Regions from separate parts of the Mus musculus genome. Here region 1 is linked to region 2. A link is a loop called in an ENCODE intact Hi-C map of the cell type or tissue named here. Cell type or tissue: gastrocnemius. All regions are shown on one strand. Links, peaks and the distances in the headings refer to the core of each region. The heading gives the core; the rest is flanking DNA. Region 1 holds the start of Atp6v1e1 (ATPase, H+ transporting, lysosomal V1 subunit E1). Region 2 has its middle 8.6 kb from the start of Hdhd5.

The links. A loop is a pair of places that touch in the nucleus more often than their neighbours do. Peaks named below come from ENCODE experiments on the same cell type or tissue, not always from the same donor. Only the 100,000 strongest peaks of a DNase experiment are listed, where the experiment ranks them.
Region 1: a loop joins it to region 2, with 4 times the contacts of the local background. A loop is called at or near these places in 6 of 42 quality-filtered maps.

Annotation. Positions count from the first base shown.
Region 1 is chr6:120,819,623-120,827,997 of GRCm38, forward strand. It overlaps Atp6v1e1 (ATPase, H+ transporting, lysosomal V1 subunit E1), which reads right to left and starts at 3,076. Exons shown (of 9, transcript NM_007510.3): 1 at 2,966-3,076. The coding sequence starts at 2,998. Gm38889 (a long non-coding RNA gene) reads right to left here. Exons shown (of 3, transcript XR_869411.3): 2 at 7,434-7,602; 3 at 4,186-4,294. In gastrocnemius, for the core only: a CTCF peak has its summit at 3,836 (motif pointing left); DNase peaks (open chromatin) are centred at 712, 3,155 and 3,772; H3K4me3 peaks cover 3,277 bases; H3K27ac peaks cover 2,353 bases.
Region 2 is chr6:120,535,722-120,544,116 of GRCm38, forward strand. No RefSeq gene overlaps it. Among named protein-coding and RNA genes, the nearest start is that of Hdhd5, 8.6 kb to the left of the region's middle. In gastrocnemius, for the core only: CTCF peaks have their summits at 791 (motif pointing right), 3,500 (motif pointing right) and 6,528 (motif pointing left); DNase peaks (open chromatin) are centred at 3,579 and 4,309; H3K4me3 peaks cover 804 bases; H3K27ac peaks cover 3,176 bases.

The DNA of each region.
Region 1 (8,375 bases), core at 1-8,000, 280 kb after region 2:
GGGACAAGAAAAACAGACCTTTAAAATGCTTTTTCTCCTCTCTGCTATCCCACTAATAAAGTTTTCTGGAGTCTGGTCCCTTAGAAAATCTGATATAATAAATGACCATACTCTGTAGATTAAGAATAAAAAACAAAAAGCAAATGTTGAGTGAAGGGAAGGGAGTTTATGGCTCAGAGCTTGCCCACCAAGTGGAGGACCTGAGCCCAGCCCCACTGTCCTGAACCAGACAGACATTAAGTTGGGGGGTCCGGGGACATTACAAATGACAGGGAAAAGGGGAATCTGGGATTTCTTAAGCACCTACTATATGCTTGGCACTTGGACTATATTCTAAGAATATACTAAAAAAACCACACTGTCCTTGGCTCTGTGGTGTTACTCACTGGCAGACCACCTGTCCACTTGTTCACCAAGACCTGTCAAAGCCCTACCACCACAGGACAAAATATGACCCTCAAACAACAGCCAAAAGGCCTCTATTCTCACAGGAGGGGGTACAGGCTGTAAACAAGATTCCATCATTACTTTCATTTTATATATATATACATACACACACACACACATATACATACACACACACATAAGAAAAGAATTTTCTAGAACCTGATAAACACACTCCCCTGTTCCTGCACTATAGTTCTCCTGTGGAGGACTTGGCCTCCCACATTCTAACAAAGAGAAGGGAACTGGGGATTGGGGGAGGGGAGGACCTGGGTTGTGACTGCTAAGCTAAGAGCATGTGAGGGCACTGCTTGTTTCCAGTGCACCAAGTTTTTCCTAGGCTAAAACCCCGGGCAGTGATTAATGCTCCTAAGCCCCGGGTTCTGTGAAAATGTTGTAGTTTCCTAACCCTCACCATGGACGTTACCCCGACTTCCCTTCCGTAATTACCACATCTCCCTTCTTCTCCACCCACTCGCACAAGGAAGAAGAACCACCCTATTATTCTTAATGCATATTTGGTTAAAAATAAAAAGGAAAAATATTTTTGCCAAAAAGATGGAACATCGAAGACAAAAAACCACTGTTCAATTTAGGAAGATTCACAAGTGTGCTTTAGTCAGAGGATTTTCCTAGTTCTCAGAGAGGAAACAATAGACTTAGTTCTCTAGACATTAAACTGAAGCTTTTAATTTCCTTTTCTGAAAACTCACACGCAGTGTGGGTGAGGAGCTGTAGTCCTAGCACTTGGGAGGCTGAGGCAGGAGACTAAGTGTGCTTGCTACACATTACCAGGCTAGCCAGCACTACAGAGCAAGAGTGTACTTCAAAATACCAAGGGATAAAACACGTCAAAAGGAAGGAAGGAAGGAAGGAAGGAAGGAAGGAAGGAAGGAAGGAAGGAAGGAAAGAAAGAAAGAAAGAAAGAAAGAAAGAAAGAAAGAAAGAAAGAAAAGAGACAATAAAGCCCACTGGCAATGACTACTAAATGCAGCCCAGGAGACCTGCTATCTGTCAACAGCACAAGCACTTTCCCCTGTGGCACTGTCAGCACCTTGTGTCTCCCTTATCCCCAGGCTGGGCTTTATGTCCCTTCAGTTTGATTGAATTTAGAGCCTAAAGTCAGGTTCTGAAGCGCTGCTGGCCTGAAATCATGACTCAGACTACTTCTGAACCATCTAGGACTACACACAACTACAATTATAATAGTCCTAATATTTAAAAACTTCAATGTACATTTAATATTTTAAATAAATTTCCCCAAAAATGATTATATGCACTTAAAAAATACAACCTTATGCAGGTTATGTACAAAACACTGGGCATCTCGGCACTCAAGAGAAATGGCGTAAGGAGCAAGAGAGCACTGGGTCGTAGTGGTGTTTGTAATCCCAGCACTCGGGAGGCAGAGGAAGGAGGATCTCGTTGAGTCAGAAGCCAGCCTACTCTACAGAACAAGTTCTAGAGTTACATAGAGAAACACTGTCTTGGAAAAACAAAACCAAACAAACAAAAGGGGGGGGGGGGCTCAGTGGTTACCATTAAGAGCACTGGCTGACCTTCCAAAGGGCCCAGGGTTCAATTCCAGGCATCCACATGGCAGCTCACATTTAATTGTAACTCTTGCTCCAGAGGATCTGACACCCTCAACTCAGACATACAAGCAAGTCAAATCACCAATGTATATTAGAGATCGAGAAAGAAATAGAAAGAGAGAGAAAATCAAGAGGCCAAGCCCATTCTCAGTTAAAACGATTGTACACCAGCCTGGGCTTCAGGAGACCCTGACCTGAACTCATGATTTAAGTACTATTTTCCATAAACTCTAACTCATTTCTGTGGCTTGTGAGTGCAATCAGAAGAGGCTTTCTCGGGTTGGAGAGATGGCTCAGCGGTTAAGAGCACTGACTGCTCTTCCAGAGGTCCTGAGTTCAATTCCTCTTCTGGTGTGTGTCTGAAGACAGTGTACTCATATAAATAAAAATAAATAAGTAAATAAATAAGTAAAATAAAAAGGCTTTCTCATTCGACAAATATTAATGTGCACCTTAGGTTCATGATTACGTCTGGAGATGAATAACCCCGATTTAAATAACGAAGATCCTCAAAACGAAACGCAAGCTGCTCTTTCCCCTCAGTCTCTTTCCTGTACTATAGTGAAATAGCGCTTCAGGGAAAACAAAAACAAAATACTTTTAACCTCTGCACAAAACTCTTCCGGATTAAGCGTGGAAACGCCAGAAAAAGGGGGGCTGGCGAGATGGGAGGCAGTCAGCTGCGGGCTCTGTGACAGGCAAGTGGAAGCAGGAGACCAGCAGTCACGTGAGATGCGGTGCAAGGCCCTCTCACTCCCCTGGGTCTGCGAACCATCCCGGCACACACTACCCGCGCCCGAGTGTCGGCGGTCCGCCAGGCTCGCCCGATGAACGCAGGCCACCCGAAGACCCTGCTCTGCAAAGCAAACGTCAACACTGTCCTCCGGACGGCACTGCGGCTGCGCTACACCCAACCTGGCCCTCACCTGCTTCTGTACATCTGCATCGCTGAGCGCCATGGCGAAGGCAAAGTCCGGCCAGGGGACAGCTTCGAATCTGGGTTCAAAGTGGCGGCGGAGCAAACCTGAGACGAAAACCCTGGGAGGTCCAGCTTCCTTTACTTTATAAACCCCGCTTCCGGTTCCGGCTTGGTGACCAAGGGGCCGTAGCCTTCTCAACCAATAGATCGAGAACTGTGCCCGCGGAAGTTCTGCCTTGGCTCCGCCCTTTCCCAGGCGCATGCGCAGAGCGACTCTTTTTTTTTTTTTTTTTTTAAACTGACTCGTGACTGCTTGGCAAGGACAAAATACTTCAGAGACTTGAGAGAGCTTTAGGGATTCCCTCCCTCCTTCCCTCCCTCCCTCCTTTTCTCTTCCTTCCTTCCTTCCTTCCTTCCTTCCTTCCTTCCTTCCTTCCTTCCTTTGTTTCTTTTCTTCCTTCCTTTTTTTTTTTTTCTCTTTTTCGAGACAGGATTTCTCTGTGTAGATGTGGCCGTCTTGAAACTGACTTCATAGACCAGCTGCCTTGAACTCACAGACATCCTCCTGCCTCTGCCTCCCGAGTGCTGGGATTAAAGATGTGCTCCACCACCACCCGACTAGGGATTTTTGTATCAGACTTTAATCAGAATTATTTATACTTCTTCAGCGGTTGTTTTAGTAAAACAGTTGAGTTGTTTGTTTGTTTACAAACAAAAGGTTTGAACTCCTGAGTTTCCTGCCTCCATCTGCTAAGTGTTAAGATTATGGACAAGGGACCGGAGAGATGGCTCAGTGGTTAAGAGCACTGCCTGTAACCACAAAGTAGCTCACATCCCTCCTTAATGGTATCCCACGCATGCCCTCTCCTGGTCTGTCTGAAGACAACGACAGTGTATTCACATAAAATAAATAAATAAACCTTAAAAAAAAAAAGATTACAGACACGTACCAGGTTAAGACCCCGGTAAACAGTTTACATAATTTACTCAGCACTCAAAACCAAAAATAAAATGTAATAAAATAAAATAAATAAATAAAAGCATTGCGTGGGAGGCATGCCTTTAATCCCAGCCCTTAGGAGGTAGAGACAGGTGGATCTCTTTGTTAGAGGCCAGAGTCTACAGGGTGAGTAAACCAGGCTTGGTTAACAGTGAGTTCCAGGATAGCCAGGGCTACATAGAGAAACTTTGTCTCAAATAAACACATAAAGATCTACTCACTGCTTGTGACATAGCTCAGTTGACAGAATGCTTGCATAACACATGCAAAGTGTTGGTCTATCCATGAGCTGGTGTGCGGCGAGGCATTCTTGCAATCCCCACATTCAGATGGCCCCTGGAAAATCATAAGTTCCACATCAAGCCTGGAAATTTGAGTCCTGCCTGGACTAGAGATTAAATAATAGTTTTTATTTAAACCCAAGCCATAGGGCTAAAAACAGGGCTCAGGGATTAAGAGCACCCTCGTCGAGAGGGCTCAAGTTTAATCTTCAGCACCCCTATGGCAGCTTACAACTGTTACTCCAGTTCAGGGAGATCCAATGGCTTCCATGGGCACCAGGCATACAGGCAAGCATCCATATACATTTTAAAAGAACAAAAACAAAACCCCTAACAGATTTAGCATTAATATAAATAAGCCCTTCAATATTTATTATTAAATAAGAATTGTGTGAAGGGCTGGAGAGATGGCTTAGTGGTTAAGAGCACTGACTGCCCTTCCAAAGTTCCTGAGTTCGAATCCCAGCAACCACATGGTGGCTCACAACCATCTGTAATGAGATCTGATGCCCTCTTCTGGTGTGTCTGAAGACAGCTACAGTGTACTTACATATAATAATAAAATAAATCTTTAAAAAAAAAAAGAGTTGTGTGAAAACATAGCATTTGGACTGGGTATGTATACAGGGCCTAACAGACCACTCCAATGTGCAGTTTGAGTTCAGGGTTTAAACTTTTCCATCCCTAACTCTTTTTAAAGAATGACAGGTTTGCCGGGTGGTGGTGGCGCACTTGGGAGGCAGAGGCAGGTAGATTTCTGAGTTCGAGGCCAGCCTGGTCTACAGAGTGAGTTCCAGGACAGCCAGGACTATACAGAGAAAACCTGTCTCAAAAACAAACAAACAAACAAACAAAAAAGAATGTCAGTTTTATATTACCTATAGTGTTACATGGATATAAATTAGACTTACAAGTCAAATATTGATAATAAATCATAAATAGTTATTGTCTTAGTCAGGGTTTCTCTTCCTGCACAAACATCATGACCAAGAAGCAAGTTGGGGAGGAAAGAGTTTATTCAGCTTACATTTACACACTGATGTTTGTCACCAAAGGAGGTCAGAACTGGAACTCAAGCGGGTCAGGAAGCAGGAGCTGATACAGAGGCCATGGAGGGATGTTCCTTACTGGCTTGCTTGAGTTCCAGTCCTAACTTCCTTTGGTGATGAACAGCAATGTGGAAATGTAAGCTGAGTAAACCCTTTGCTCCCCAACTTGCTTCTTGGTCATGATGTTTGTGCAGGAATAGAAACCCTGACTAAGACAAATTGGTACCAGCATAGTGGGATAATCCTGTGACAACCTGACCATGTTTTGGGGAGGACTGTGGAAGGACTTTGGAACTTTGGGCCGGAAGATCCATTCGATGTTAAGAGCTCTGTTGAATGTTGTGTAGGAGCTTGGAAGATACTGCAGAAGATGGAGGCCTGAGCTTGGAAGATAGTGCAGAAGATGGAGGCCTGGTTTGTGAAATTTCAGAGGGAAGATTAAGACTCTTATCAGGGCCATTGCTATTTTGATTGTGAAGATTCTGTGGTTCTGGTTAGCTAAGGCTGAAGAATCAGCTGTGATTAACAAGATACCAGAACTACTAAAGCAAAAACTTTGCATTACCAGGACTGTTGATGCTGGAGCTAAGAAATTAGCAGTGATTAAAAAGAGACCAGTATCACTGAGGTGAAATCTTCTGGAAGTGTTTTCTGAGAACACAGAGGCTGTGTTCCATAGGTAGCCAAGGTTGTACCTTGTGCTGTGGCTGGATTTGGTAATGTTACCCAGGTGGTACTGGTTTTGAAGGTATGAAGGTATCATGAAGAGCAGCTGAAGTTTGGCACTGTGAGAGTCATGGAAGGCCATTGGTGAAGGTGCAGCTCAGTTGTAAATGATGGCCCAGGACTGAAGGGGTCATACAAAGGAGTTGAGGCTTGGCACCATGAAGAGAGCCTATGAGAGGCTATTGTTGAAGCCAAGTTACAGTGGAAGACAGCAGCATTTTGGAGATGCCAGTACCAAGAACAGCAGCAGCAGTGGAGTACACACAATTGGAGCTTAGACAACACGGTGTGTGCTACAAAGGACAGGGCTGGAGAAATGACCCAAGCCCTTGGAGGAGCCCAGAAGATTGTGAGTTGGATCCCAGACATTGGATGGTTGGAGTTTGATTTTGCTTTTGATTGTGACTGTACCCTGATATTTTTCCCTCTTGAAGGAAGTATTTTAGTGGAGCCCACAGTTAAGAGACTTTTAATTGTATATAGACTTGATTTTTAAAAGAGATTAGATATTTTAAAGAGATTGAAATTTTAAGAATTTGCAAAGACTGTGGGACTTTTAAAGTTATTTAGATATGGGGATGAAAAAGAAAGGAAGGGTTGAGGCTTACTAGTGATGTGTTTGTGTGTCAAGCTGACAAGGGGTCAATTGTACTGGCTAGTTTTGTGTCAATTTGACACAGACTGGAGTTATCACAGAGAAAGGAGCTTCAGTTGAGGAAATGACTCCATGAGATCCAGCTGTAAGGCATTTTCTCAATTAGTGGTCAAGGGGAAAGGACCCCTTGTGGGTGGGACCATCTCTGGGCTGGTAGTCTTGGGTTCTATAAGAGAGCAGGCTGAGCAAGCCAGTAAAGAACATCCCTCCATGGTCTCTGCATCAGATCCTGCTTCCTGACCTCTTTGAGTTCCAGTCCTGACTTCCTTTGGTGATGAACATCAGTGTGGAAGTGTAAGCTGAATAAACCCTTTCCTCCCCAACTTGCTTCTTGGTCATGATGTTTGTGCAGGAATAGAAACCCTGACTAAGACAGTTATGTAATATTACCATCTATTAAAGTTGGAAGCAAATTTCAATAATATTGACATGGGCATGCTTTGTTAGTTTTATGTAAAGAATTAAATCATGGCTGAATATTTGATACCTAAAAATATGGTATCTAAAATGTTTTTCAGAGTTAGTCCATGTTGTGGGCTTCATGCTGGCAATGCTGAGAACAACCACTTAAAATAAATAGGTAGTCTGAAGGAGCAGAAGTGCTCGGCTCACTGCAGAAATTCTTGGAAATTCTGTCATAATCCCAGGACCAGGTTCATTTTATGAAACTCAAATCAACAACTCAATGGCAATTTAAAAAAAATCTAATACAATGATGTTCTAAATATACTTTAAAAATTATTTTATGTGTATGTCTGTGTCACCTGCATGTATGTTGGTGTCCACCAAGAATTGGAGTTTAATGTCCTGGGACTGGTGTTCCAGATGGTTATGAGCCGAAATCTGGGTGCTGGGAACTGACAGGTCCTCGAGAAGAAGAAGAAGGCTCTTAACAACTGCAGCCTCCAGATGTACTACTATGATAATCCAATCCTTAGTAGAGAATAACAGGAGAAAGATTTTAACAGGTTTTTGTCTTCCATAAGGAAATGATTATACTTCTGTGAAGGAAAACTATGTGTATAGTCAGGACATTGCAGTTATATGATTATATATATCATTATATGCAAGCCTTGAATGGGAGCTGAGGTGTCTCGGGCAGTGTCCCAGGTTTTGCACAGTAGGAAGACATCACAAGGTGAAATGCCCTTATTACGAGTTCAGAACCAAGGCTGCATTGAGGTCACATACAAAGCAACACAGAAAAACTCTACCAGAAAAACTTCAGGTTCCTTCCTGTTTGACTTGAGTTGTGGTCATTGTATATTCAAAGCACTTGTGCTATTGCCAAAAATGTTTGTGGTCCATACTTTTAGTTATGAGACTCCCATACAGAGTCACTATGGACTTTTTAAGAAACTTGCTGTGTATGTGAATGTGTGTATGTGCATGTGTGGTGTGTGTGCAAGTGTGTTTGTGTGTGTATATGCACATGTGCTTGTGCGTGCCTGTGTATGAGTATATTCACCAATGTGTGTGTGCACACATCTGTGTGTGAGTGTGCGAGAACACTCGAGTGAGTGTGTGAGTGTGTGTATGTACATGCTTGCTGGAGAGATGGCTCCAAGGTTAAGAGAACTTGTTGTTCTTCCAGAGGCACCAGGTTCAGTTCCCAGCACACACATCAGGCGGCTTGCCACTGCCTGTAACTCAGCTCCAGGGGATCCAATACCCTCTGGCATCTCTAGCTCACTACACGCAGGCTA
Region 2 (8,395 bases), core at 244-8,243:
GGCTCTGTAGGTGAGTGTCTTCTCCATGGCTCCCAGTGGTGGATCTTGATGAAAGAGACAGTTCCTGATTCTAAACTGTTTATTGACTGTTAATGGCAGAAAATGGATGCATACCTATACCCTATACCATACCCACTTCTCGGGGTGGACCTGAGATTAAACACCTTCTGTAGATGAAATACGTTCTGGAGAATGTCTGGGAAGTAAAGCTTATTGGCTAAGCTAAGCCCTCCAGGCCTCTAGGTAACTCATTAGCACGGAGAACTCTGATCTAGGACTACATTACCACAGGTCTCGTTTCCTTATGTGAGGAGTATGACATAAGGTTCCAGGCCAGGAATCTGACAGGAGTGGGGAATAGCCTAAGTCTCGGGTGTGTGCCCACTGAGTCTCAACCTGTTCTATCTTACCAAGCTTCCTGGTGGGGTATTACTGTCCAACAAACAAAAATAAATCTTACAAAATAAATCCCAAGTGGTAATAAAGTTTGCCTAAACCTTATGGCAGACAAAACTTTTGTAGTCTAACGGTATGTAGGTAGCTAGTCTTAACTTGTTGAATTGTATCATGTATGTATTTAAATTCTCTTTTAACATGGTTTTTAAAAGATTTATTTATTTTATTTTATGTATATGAGTACATTGTAGCTGTAGATGGTTGTGAGCCACCATGTGGCTTCTGGGACTTGAACTCAGGACCGTCAGAAGAGCAGTCAATGTTCCTTTGGTGATTTTTGTTTTTTGTTTTTGTTTTTAATTGAATGTATGAGAGTTCTGCTGCATATACACCAGCCTGCCTGAAGAGGGCATCAGTTTCCCCTATAGGTGGTTGTGAGCCACCATGTGGTTGCTGGGAATTGAACTCAGGACCGTCAGAAGAGCAGCCAGTGCTCTTAACTGCTGAGCCATCTCTCCAGCCTTTCTTTCAATATGTTAGTAGCTTTGTTTTTGTTTTTGTTTTTGTGTTTCAAGAAAGGGTTTTTCTGTATAGTCTTGTCTGTCCTGGAACTCACTGTAGACCAGGCTAGCCTCAAACTCAGAAATCCACCTGCTTCTGCCTCCCAAATGCTGGGATTAAAGGCATGTGCCACCACTTAGTAGTATTTTTTTTAAAGATTTATTTAGTTATTATATGTAAGTACGCTGTAGCTGTCTTCAGACACCCCAGAAGAGGGCATCAGATCTCATTACGGATGGTTGTGAGCCACCATGTGGTTGCTGGGATTTGAACTTAGGACCTTCAGAAGAGCAGTCAGTGCTCTTAACCGCTGAGCCATCTCTCCAGCCCAGTAGTATTTTTTTTTTTATCATGCTTAAGTTTATTGTGTTTGTAGGAGTGGGAAGCTGGGATTGTGTTTGGATGTGAGTTCATGTCTGAGGACATCAGAGAACTTGCAGGCTGTCTCCTTTCTTCTGACTCAGCAGCAAGGACCCTTACCTGTTGAGTTGTTTCTGGAGCTCCTAGGCTGACTCTTTTTACCCTGGGTTTGGTGGTGCATGCCGATAGATCTCTGAGTTCAAGGCCAGCCTGGTCTGCATAGTGAATTCCAGGACAGTCAGCATTGTTTCAACCCCGTGCCTCTTCCCCTGAAAGTCATCTCCAATGGTGGGCAGCATTCACAGTGACTTCATCAAAATCGAGAGTCGACAGAGACCATGCTGTAAATATAGATTCTGGATTAGGAACCTTAGACCAAGATGAATTACTACAAACGAGGAAAGACTTTAAAAAGGATTCACTGTTGCCTGGCTAGACATGGCTGCCAGGATTGTATAGTGTCACACTGTCAGAGAGAGAGAGAGAGAGAGAGAGAGAGAGAGAGAGAGAGAGAGAGAGAGAGAGAGAGAGAGAGAGAGAATATACTATTTCCTGTGTCCAGAAGTGGGGAAAGGATGGGAAACTTTTAAAGAAAATGATATATTACAAAAATGGACTTAAGACTAGACAACTATAAACTGAGCGTGGTGGCGCACGCCTTTAATCCCAGCACTTGGGAGGTAGAGGCAGGCAGATTTCTGAGTTCGAGGCCAGCATGGACTACAAAATGAGCTCCAGGACAGCCAGGGCTATACAGAGAAACCCTGTCTTGAAAACCGCACTCCCCCCCCCAAAAAAAAGACTAGACAACTATACAGAGCTACCCTAAACTTAGAAATGGGACAGAGCCCAAACAGAATTATTGAAAGCTAATGCATGTGGGGTCTGAAATAGCTATGAAACAGAAGCCAGCCGGCCATGGTGGCACATGTCTTTAATCCCAGCACTTGGGAGGCAGAGTCAGGCAGATTTCTGAGTTTGAGGCCAGCCTGGTCTACAGAGTGAGTTCCAGGACAGCCAGGGCTACACAGAGAAACCCTGTCTTGAAAAACCTAGAGAGAGAGAGAGAGAGAGAGAGAGAGAGAGAGAGAGAGAGAGAGACTGTCTCCAACAAAAACAAAAATACATCTCCGGAGATGGATGGGGGTTGCACTGAATCCATGGTGGTTTTTAGAAGACCCTCACGGTATTAATTCTTCCAATCCAGAGGTATGACAGGTCTTTCCATCCTCTGACTTCTTCAACTTCTCTCTCTCTCTCTCTTTAATTTTTATTTTACATACATTGGAGTTTTGCATGCATGCATGTCTGTGCGAGGGTGTCAGAAGTTCAGGAACTGGAATTATAGACAGCTGTGAGCTGCCACGTAGGTGCTGGGAATTGAACTTGGATCCTCGGGAAGAAGAGCCAGTACTTTTAACCTTTGAGCCATCTCTCAAGCCCTCTCAGTTTCTCTCATTTTAAAGTTTCCATCATAGAAGACATTCAGTTCCTTAGGTTTACTCAAAGGTGTATTAAAGTTTTAGACAGTTTCAAAGTTTTTTTAAAAAAGAGGTATATATATAATATACAATAATATTATATATATGAGTACACTGCAGCTGTCTTCAGACACACCCAAAGAGGGCGTCGGATCCTGTTACAGATGGTTGTAAGCCACCATGTGGTTGCTGGGAATTGAATTCAGGATCTCTGGAAGAGCAGCCAGTGATGTTAACCGCTGAGCCATTTCTCCACCCCTCCCCTGTTTTAAAGTTTTGCATCTATCTATCTATCCGTCATTTGTGTGTGTGTGTGGGGGGGGGGTGTGTAAAAGGGCACATGCCTGTGGCAGTGTATGTGTATAGGCCAGAGAACAGCTTGCCTGAATTGGTTCTGGTCGTCCACTATCTTGGTTTGGAGGAATGAATTCAGATCTTCAGGCTTAGTTTACAAGAGCAAGAGGGATTGATTTTCCTGGTTTCTTCCTCGCCATGTTTGTTATTGATATACAGGAAGCCTAAAGACATGTATACATGAATTTTATGTCCTGCTATTTTGTTAGGAGTGTTTATCTTCATCAGTTCTCAGACAGTTCTGGTGGAGTCTTTAAGGTCTCATGTATAGAATCCTATCATCTGAAAATAAGGATACTTTGCTTTCTCTTATTGGCAGCAGTCCTGTGGTTCTGCTCTCGACCACAAGAGGGCAGCAACAGCCCGCAGCCCGCCAGCTACAGGTGACCTGAGCAGCTTGCCTCAGCCAGGGTCCCTCCTGCGGTGCTCAGATCTCACTAGTCGCCATTTGCTGTCCACATGCTGCCGTCTCGGGCCATTTCCGCAGAGGGCCACAGCTGTCTGCAAGCCGGGGTCGGTGGGAGGGGGCTGGGCTGCGGGAGGTTACTGGGGCTGAACTCTGCAGGGGACCCTGGACAAAGGGAAGACTCTTGCGCAGAGGGCCTGGGCTTCAAGGGCCTTTCCTCCTTGGTGAGGGAGGGAACAGGAAATCGAGGATGCTTCCGGGGTTGGACATGGCCAAAGGAGAGCCAGAGGTCAGAGTAAGGGTCAGCTGTCCCTGGAGAAAAATAGCCGCTCCTATCAGAACTGAGGCATTTTGGCTTCACAAGCAAGGGAGGCGTGTGTGGCCTTGCCCTAGGGCAGAAAGGGCACCAGCAATGTAAGCAAGAGAGTGATCTTGCCCTCCTCCAACTGTCCCCCTCCCCTTTATGTAGAAACTAGTCTGGGAGAACCCCAGAAGAGCACCTCAACCCAGAAGAAAAACAGCAATAAAACCCAGCTTCAGCAAGCCTTCTGACACCCACTGTGCAGCCGCGGGAGCCATCAAAACACAAAGAGGTTAGCTAGCCTGGAGGATCTTTCTCTCCTCTGACAGCTCCAGCTCTGAGATCTGGAAATGCTCCCAGGACCTCTTTCCTGCTTAACTCTCAGGGAAGTCAACTGAACAAGGACAGGGACAGGCCACTCCCTAAAGAGGTCTCCAGACAATGACACATATAGGTCATTTGGAAGGCTGGCTGAGGACTCTGCTCAGGCTGGAGGAGGAAGCGATTGGGCAAGATAGAAAGCGGGCCAGCGTTGGGCTAGCCTGGCCTCGGCGAGCCAGTGTTTCTGAAAGCAAAGCAACCTCATTGCCCTTTCACCCTATTCCCAACGCCCCAGAACCGTTCAGCTGCCAAACGTCTTATTTACACCCTTCCCACACAGAGGAAGGACAGAGGAGGGCAGGGTATTTTTAGGATGGCTACTATTTTAAGCAAGCAATACCTGTAAAAATACTATTTATGGGCTGGGATGTGGCTCAGCGGTGCAGCACCGGTCTCGGAGGTGGGAAGTCCCGCATTCAAAACCTGGGAAATGGAATTTGTACTGAATGGTTTTATGTCAACTTGACACAAGCTAAAATCATTTGAGAGGAGGGATTAAGAAAATGCCTCTTTATCCATCCAGCTGTCGAGGATTTTTCTTTCTCTCCTTTCTTCTTTCCTTTTCTTTTCTTTTCTCTTCTCTTCTCTTCTCTTCTCTTCTCTTCTCTTCTCTTCTCTTCTTTTCTTTTCTTTTCTTTTCTGGGTTGTGTGTATGTGTGTCTCAAAACAGGGTTTCTTCATGTACTCCTGGCTGTCCTGGAAATCACGCTATAGTTTGAGAATGGCCTCAAAATCAGAGATTGGCCTGCCTCTTGTGTGCATACCACCACCACCACCACCACCTGGCTATAGGGCATTTTCTTAGTTAGTGATTGATGGGGGAAGGTCCAGCCTAATGTTGCCATCCCTGGTGGTCCTGGATTCTATAAGAAACAGGCTGAGCAAGCCATGGGGAACAAGCCAGTAAGCAGCATCCCTCCATGACCTCTGCATCAGCTCCTGCCTCCGAGTTCCTACTGTTTGACTTCCTCCAATGATGGACAACACTGTGGAAACCAAGTAAGGCCTCTCCTCCCCAGCTTGCTTGTGGTTATGGTGTTTCAGCCCAGCAATGGTAACACTAAGACATAATTCATTTGGAATCTAAACCGTGTTACTGGGCACATGAGCCAATAAACCCGCCACCTCAGTGTCTCTCCATTCCAAAGAAGGTTCAGACAAATCAGCAAAGAAAAAGAATCTTATTCAGAATTTGGATAAAAGCTGGGGGGTGGGAGGGGCTATAATTTCCTCTCATATAACCCACGAATCAAAGACTAGAACAAAAAGTAAAGTTAACTGACACAGGTTAACTGATTTCTTTCCTGGAACAGAAGTGACCTGAGCCCCGAATAAATCGATGAAGTGACAGCCCCAAGGCTTGTCTAAGGGAAGGTCTTTATTGTAGGTATGAGGGCAGCTATAGCCAGAGGCATCTGGAAGAGCCCAGAGGAGAGAGAGAGCAGAAGGCTGAACATGGCCCCCAGACTGCACTTGGACCTGGGGGAGGGTGAGAAAGCAAGAGAAAGTGGTGACCAAGAGGAACACACAGGGGAACAGTGGGGTTGACAGGGACAGAGAAGCTGGGGGTGGGGAAGAGAGCAGAGCAGAGCCAGGATGCCAGCCAGCATGGCCTCTGTAATGAGTACTTGAGAGGCTAAGGGAGCCTCGAGGTCAGAGTGCACACTGGTGTGCTAGTAACTTCACAGCCATTTGTCCTGACTTTCTTGACATGTTTGGCTTTCATTGTCTCTGTTCTCTGTTTCAGACACAGGGCGTTTTGTAGTATTTGTTTGTTTTTGTCTTGTTTTTGCTTGTTTGTGTGTTTGTTTTTGAAACAGGGTCTCACTGTGTAATCCTGGCCAGCCTGGAACTCATTATTATTGTAGACCAGGTTAGCCTCAGACTCACAGAGAGCTGCCTGTCTTCTCCTCACAAGAACGGAGATTAAGTCATGTAGTTGTTTTTTTGTTTTTTGTTTGTTTGTTTGTTTGTTTTTGTTTTTGTTTTTCTCTAAAGACAAGGTATCATTTATCCTACTCTGGCCTTGAACTCAATATACAGCCTCATAAAACCTTGAATTTATGATCCATCCTCCTGTCTCCACCCCCTAGCTTTGGGATTACAGTCAGGTAACACTTTACCTGGTTTACACATGTTTTTCATTTCAGTTTAGGCCAGGGAAATGGATGAGGTTGAAAGCTTCCCCATTTGGGTAGCTGAAGTGATGGCTCAGTGCTGAAGAGCCCTTCCAGCTCTTCAAGAGAACCTGGATTCACTTTCCAGAACTATAGGCTGTGGCCTATAGTTCTGGCTAACAGGTCCAGCGCCCTCTTCTGGCTCCTATGAATACTGCACTGATGTGTACAAACCAACACATAGTCTCACACACTAAAAATAAAATAAAATCTTGGAGTGGTTTGTGTGTGTGTGTGTGTGTGTGTGTGTGTGTGTGTGTGTGTGTGTGTTGAGATATAGTCTCACTGTGTAGACCTGGCTGTCCTGGAACTCACTATGTAGATCAGGCTGGCCTCTAACTACCTATATCCTCCCACCCCTGCCTCCAGAGTGCTGGGACTAAAGACATGCACAACCACATTTGACTAAATAAAACTTTAACAACAACAACAACAACAACAACAAAATTCCCATATTTGGAAGAGAAGAGGGGCATTTTGAAATGTAAGCTCCCAACCCATTCTGCACCTGACTGAGTTCTTAGTTCCTAGGAGGCAGAAACTTTCCGTATTCCGCATGCTGGTTTAGTGACTAACGTCACAGCTGATGGAAGGGTTACTCTGATTGCTAGTAATGACACAAGGGTCTCCTCTCCTCCCATAGCTTCTGCATGAACTTGTGATTGCAAGTGGTTGAGGCAGGTGACAAACTCTTGTGATCTTGCACTTTATAAGTTAAACGGGGGTGGGGGTGGTGGGGAGGTATAGTAGTGTACACCTTTCTTGCCAGCACTCAGTAGGCAGAGGCAGGTAGATCTCTCAGTGAGTTCAAGGCCAGCTAGGTCCAACATAGTGAGTTCTAAGACAGTACTATACAGAGAGACCTGGTATCAAAAAAAAAAAAAAATTAAACAGGTACGGATGTATAAGGGTAAAAGGGATGACAGGTGTGGTGGACCATAATCCTAGTACTTAGGAGAGAGAGGCAGGAAAGTTTCATATTCAAGGCCAACTTACAATGCATAATGAGATCTGTGTGGAACAGAGCAAGCCCTGAAAGAGTGGCGTCCCGACTGGATGCGTTTTGTTGGAATGGGTGTGAACATGCCAAGGAATCTAATGTCTCAGCCCCACTAGAAATTGCCAAAGCCTTAAGACCCAGAGGGATGGCAACGCCTTCCCCAGGAGTACCAGAGTTACAAAACCCAGTGACTGCAGCTTCCTGCTCCCATAGAGAACTGCTACCAAGACTAGGTAAAATAGTAAAGGCTGGCTTTCTATATTGTGAAAACTTTGGAGTTTTGGTCTCTTCAAAAAAAAGTCACAGACATATTTTAAGAATGTGTTTTCATTTTAATCCCAGGTGTGGACTATGGGGCTGCCTCAGACTGTCCACAGCAGCTGACTGTGATTTGCCTCATGCTCTAGCAGGGGTGAGATTTTGCCAGTGGCAGATAGGTTCTGCGATTGTGTGGCATTTGAAATTCTGGGGATTTTTTCAGAGGGTATATAAGTGCTAGGGCCCCTGAGAGGCACTGTGGGTTGGTGGTTGTTTGTTTGTTTGTTTGGTTGGTTGGTTGGTTGTTGGGGTGAGTTGTTGAATGGTGGTTGGTTGCTGTTGGTTGAGGTTTGTTAAGCAGTCGTGCACAAAAAGGAAACAAGAAGAAATTAGACATCCTGATGATGAAGAGATCAAACCACCCCCAAGGAACTCGACGCCCCTAGTCAGCAGGAAGACGTCTAAGGATAACATCACCCCTTTTCCTCTCTATCCTTCTTTCTCTCCTGTGTTAGAGGGGTTGAAAGGGTAGAAAAGGGGTGAATAATAGAAGCAAAAAGCATCCCACAAAGTAGCAAATGCCAGCTACAGTTCTGGGGTAGAGGTAGAAGATGCCATTCCATCAGACTACACACTCCCTATCTGAGCCCAGCTTCACCATACATCTGTCTGTGTGTCTATCCTTTCTTCATTCCCTCACCAGCCATAGCCAGGGTTCTG